2 separate regions of the Mus musculus genome follow, and region 1 is linked to region 2. The links are chromatin loops, found by intact Hi-C in ENCODE. Cell type or tissue: left cerebral cortex. All regions are shown on one strand.

Region 1 (2,500 bases), 120 kb before region 2:
ATCTTAGCACAGACTGCTAGCCTAGTGTGCAAGAAGCAGCTGCTGTGGGTTGCCCTGGTGCTGTTAGTATGTGGTGTTAGCTCTGCTTCCTCAAGAGGGGTTGCAGTAGATCACTCAGGTGATGTCACAGGGCCTTTTCCCCGTGCTGACTGGTCAAAAAAAGGCTACAGCCAATGACTGGGCAGTGGAAGGGAAAGGTGGGTCTGGAGGTCTCAGAGGGAGAGGAGAAAGCAGGAGGGAGGGAGAGGGAGAGAGAGAGGGAGAGAGAGGAGGTGAAAGGAAGATGGAGCAGATCCACCGGGCCTGGCAAAGCTGCAAATAGCTGGGGAATAGATGAGTATAGTGATAGATCAGCCCAATCTAGGCATATAGCTTATAAATATAATAACTGGGTTCTGTGGTTTCTTATATGGGCTTATTGGGGTAAAAAATTACCGTAGCACCTAGCACTGCATAAATGGATCATGCTGACACAAGTTAGCCATTCCAGAACTTGGGAGGAAATGGAGGCAGGAAGATTGGGTTCAAGGTTATCCCTGGATGCATATCAAGTTGGAGGCCAGCCCAAGCTATTCATATAAGATTATATGTCAAGGGGAGAGAGAGAGGAAAGAGAGAGGGAGAGAGAGAGAGAGAGAGCGCGCTGGGGTTGGGGCATGTTCCTGTGTTTCCAGAACTGTGACATTCTTTTCTTTTTTTTTTTAAACATTTATTTAGTGTGTGTGTGTGTGTGTGTGTGTGTGTGTGTGTGTGTAGCAGCAAGAATGCGCAAGTGCTGTGGAATGCCTGTAGAGGGTGGGGATCAGAGCCCAGCCTGTGTGGGTTGTTCTCTCCTTTGACTGCGATGTGGAGCTTCAAACTCAGGTCATCAGGTTTTGTGGTCACTTACTGAGACAGCTTACCGATGGGAAGTGTCTTTTTTTTTAAGATTCATTTATTTTATTTATATGAGTACACTGTAGCTGTCTTCAGATACACCAGAAGAGGGCACCAGATCCCACTGCAGATGGTTGTGAGCCACCATATAGTTGCTGGGAATTGAACTCAGGACCTCTGGAAGAGCAGTCAGTGCTCTTAACCGCTGAGCCGTCTCTCTAGCTTGAAGTGTTACATTCTTATTGTAGAAAATCTTGAAGCTTCTGAAAGGTGTTAATGATAAATGGTGTGATCCTAGCACATAGGAGCAGAGACAGGAGGATTGCTACAAGCTCAAGGTTACTAGAGAATACCAGGTAGCTAAGGCTGCATAGTGAGACCTATCTCTACACACACACACACACACACACACACACACACACGCACACGCACACGCGCACGCACACGCACACGCACACGAGCACATGTCCACACCCGTGCATGTAAGGCTGAAGAGATGACTCCGTGGGTAAAGACCTTGCCACACAAGTATGAAGGCCAAAGTTCAGATCTACACTCAAGAAAAAGCCGAGTAGGCAGTGGTGGCGCATGCCTTTAATCCCAGCACTCGGGAGGCAGAGGCAGGCAGATTTCTGAGTTCAAGGCCAGCCTGGTCTACAGAGTGAGTTCCAGGACACCCAGGGCTACACAGAGAAACCATGTCCAAAAAAACAAAACAACAACAACAACAACAACAAACCTCTAAGCCCCCACCCCCCAAAAAAAAAACCAAAAAAGGAGAAAAAAGCCCACACGTTAATCCACTGCTCAAACGTCAGACAAAGGGCGAGGACCGCTGAGACTGCCTAACGAACCCAGCCAAATCCGTGAGCTGTGGCAGTAGGAGACCCTCCCTCAGTAAACAGAGCAGACCATTGGAGAAAGCACTCAGCTTTACCCTGCAGCCCCCACACACGCACTTGTACATACACATGAGCTCACATACATTTGGACACATACACCATGGACTGCACATAGGCACATGACCATGATGTTAGTGAGAGAAGAGATCTGTTGGGTCCTTGAGGTCTATTGGCCAGCAGCCACTGTGAGTAGGACAAATCAGCTGGCCTCTTGGAGCCTTGGTGTCCTCATCCTTACAATGGGGTAACAGTAACTGCCGGGCACTGTTATCCCACGCAGGAAGGGTAAACGTCGCTCTTCCTCCCAGCCTTGTTCCCTGTTGCATGTGGTGTGCACAGAATCCACCCTGGCTCCCCGTGAAGCAGGTCCCATCAAGACAACTGTCCCTGCTACACCCCATTTCTCACACTCTGCACCCCGAAGCCTTTGCCCCGCTGCTCAACATCCACAGTGCAGTGTCCCTGTGTCTTCACTGCAGTTAGAGCCTGCATGACATGACAGCTCTCTGGCCTGCCTCCAGAGATGCCGATGCTGCTGATCCTGTATAATTACAGACTCGTGCTATGTAACTGACATGTCAGTCAGTGACAGTCAGCGTGCACAACAGTAACCCTACAGATTATAACAGAGCGGAGTGGAATAGGCTGCCCCACATTAAGGAGCCCCAGGGACCTTACTACATCCCAGCTTCAGTCCCAGGGAGGCAGTAGGAAGGATGGAC
Region 2 (2,500 bases):
GCATTGCTCCGGCTCATGGCTCACTTTGCCACAGGAACGCTGGCAGTGGCCTGGATCCCCCCTAGGGGGCTCCCGCCCCAGCCCTGGTCCCAGAACTGAGGAGCAGGAGGGGACACAGGGCTACTCAGTGCTCGGCAGCCTGGTGGGGCCAGCATGCATCTTCCTTCGACCCAGCATCGCGGCTACCCAGCTCGTATGTACAGTTACTCTTCTGCCTGCCGGCTGCTCAGGTCCCATAGCTTCATCACTCCCAAGTAGGTGTGAAGGCCAGAGAGGACGTCAGAGGAAAGACAGCGACCCTAGGGGTGGGGCAGAGCTTGGGGAACTCCCACACCAGGCATGGAGTTGGGTATGAACCCAAGAAACAGCCACCTGAGAGTTGGGGTGCAGTCCAGTGGCAGAATACTTGCTTATAGCAAGCCCAGGGTTACATCTCCAGCACAGCCGAAATAGAAAGTGCTTTCAAGGGGATGATGCTAGAGAGGTGGGAGAGTCCTCAGGAGAGGGTCGGGGCAATGCAGACCTGCAGTGACAGTGAGGCCAGCTGGCTTGAGTATGAGGTTCTGTCTGACCCTGGGGTATACCTCTGTCAAAAGGAGCTATGTACCTCAGAAGACTGTGGGAACAGGGGTCCTGGGGTCCCATGGCAGGTCACAGGGAAAGGGATCCCTAAGACACCCAGACAGATGACCAGGACCGGGCAGAATCAGGCACAGGCCTTGGGTATGTTGTGAGGTGGGCTGGATGAGAAACCTCAAGACACAGAAAGAGGGTGCCGAGGTGTGGGCAGGCCAAGGAACTCCTAACTATCTGTGTACTTTGCAGGATCGAGAGCTGAGACCAGAAGAGATCGAAGGTAATGGGTTCAGGGAGTGGGTAGTTGAGGTGGAGTGTGGGGTGGGGGTTACAAGAAGAGGTTTGGGGCTAGGGCCTCTGCAAGGTCCAGGAGGAGCGAGAAGGACATGGGGTCTGGGCAGGGAGGGCTGGCAAAACCTCCCTTCTTTGCCAACCCCTTGGTCTCAGTGACCACACTGGTCAAGGACTGCTTTTATATTTGTCCATCTGGCTGACACTTCCTGGCTGTCCACTGTGGGCCTGGCCCCTTGCTAACCCTGCTAACCAGGTAGATTAAGGGCCCCATCTTCTGGAGATAGCTACAGCTGCAGCTGCATAGAGCACTCTTAGGAAAACCAATGACTGGGCTGACTAGGAAGAAATGGGCAGGGAAGTCTTCCTGGTAGCTTTTCTGTCTCTTCTCCCCTCCCACCTTCTCTTCCTTCTCTTTTTAATCACCTAGAACAGAGATGGGCACATGACAGATGCTTCTTAAGCATTGGATGAGAGAACAAAATTTTAACACTACACATGCAAAGGCTCTTGGGTAACAACTAGGAACTGAGGTTTAACAACAAGAAGGGACTGGAGCAAAGGGAAAAGATGGACCGGCCCCAACCGGCAGCCAGGAAGGGGCGCTCAGAAAGGGACTAACCTCACTCTGTCCGGCAGAGCTGCAGATCGCCTTCCAGGAGTTTGACCGAGACCGGGACGGCTACATCGGCTACCGGGAGCTGGGTGCCTGCATGCGGACACTGGGCTACATGCCCACGGAGATGGAGCTCATTGAGATATCACAACAGATCAGTATGTGCTTCAGACCCAACAGAGCCTCATGCCCCAGCCCTGGCCCAGCCCTGAGGTAGACGTGTGCGCTGTTCCAAACGCCCAGGATATAAAGTTGTTATTAAAGGGAGAGCAGGGAGGATGGCTCCAGTAAAGAGACTGAAGCTCAGAGAGGTGAAGTATTGTCTAGAGTCACACAGCAGGGGCTCAGAGAAACCAAGAAACTGTGACTTAAGATCCTAGTAGAATGGTGACACATGCCTTTAGTCCTAGCACTTCGGAGGCAGGCAGATCTCTGAGTTCGAGGCCAGCCTGGTCTACAAAGCATGTTCCAGGACAGCCAGGGCTACGAAGAGAACCCCTGTGTTGAAAAACCACAAACAAACACAGCCTAGCTGAGGACAGTTCCCACCAGGAAGTGTCATGCCATCATTGGCATACAGGAAGGACAGTCCATCTAAAGCCATGAAGGAAGGAGCCAGGAGCCAAAGGGAACATAGGTCAGACGCTAGGCTAGGCTCTCTAATGGACGGACCTTCCCGCAGGTGGTGGGAAGGTGGATTTTGAAGATTTTGTGGAGCTGATGGGTCCCAAGCTGCTGGCAGAGACGGCAGACATGATTGGCGTGAGGGAGCTTCGAGACGCCTTCCGGGAGGTGCACCTTGGGTGGAAGGGGTGGAGAGGGTCGGTGAGATTGTGGGTCTGCAGGGAGTGAGAGGCTGAGTGGATTCAGGGCTCAGTCAGTGATCCCATGCCACCATCAATGCTACCACAGTTCGACACCAACGGTGATGGCTGCATCAGCGTAGGGGAGCTCCGGGCAGCCCTCAAAGCTCTGCTGGGGGAACGCCTCAGCCAACGGGAAGTAGATGAGATACTC

The links. Peaks named below come from ENCODE experiments on the same cell type or tissue, not always from the same donor. Only the 100,000 strongest peaks of a DNase experiment are listed, where the experiment ranks them.
Region 1: a loop joins it to region 2, with 2.0 times the contacts of the local background. A loop is called at or near these places in 3 of 42 quality-filtered maps.

Annotation. Positions count from the first base shown.
Region 1 is chr19:3,959,667-3,962,166 of GRCm38, forward strand. All of the region lies in intron 1 of Aldh3b3 (aldehyde dehydrogenase 3 family, member B3), which reads left to right. Among named protein-coding and RNA genes, the nearest start is that of Aldh3b3, 2.1 kb to the left of the region's middle. In left cerebral cortex, a CTCF peak has its summit at 986 (motif pointing right); no DNase peak of the experiment used is centred here.
Region 2 is chr19:4,084,053-4,086,552 of GRCm38, forward strand. Cabp2 (calcium binding protein 2) reads left to right here. Exons shown (of 6, transcript NM_001160253.1): 2 at 826-856; 3 at 1,507-1,641; 4 at 2,166-2,275; 5 at 2,396-2,500. Among named protein-coding and RNA genes, the nearest start is that of Cabp2, 2.8 kb to the left of the region's middle. In left cerebral cortex, a CTCF peak has its summit at 1,151 (motif pointing left); no DNase peak of the experiment used is centred here.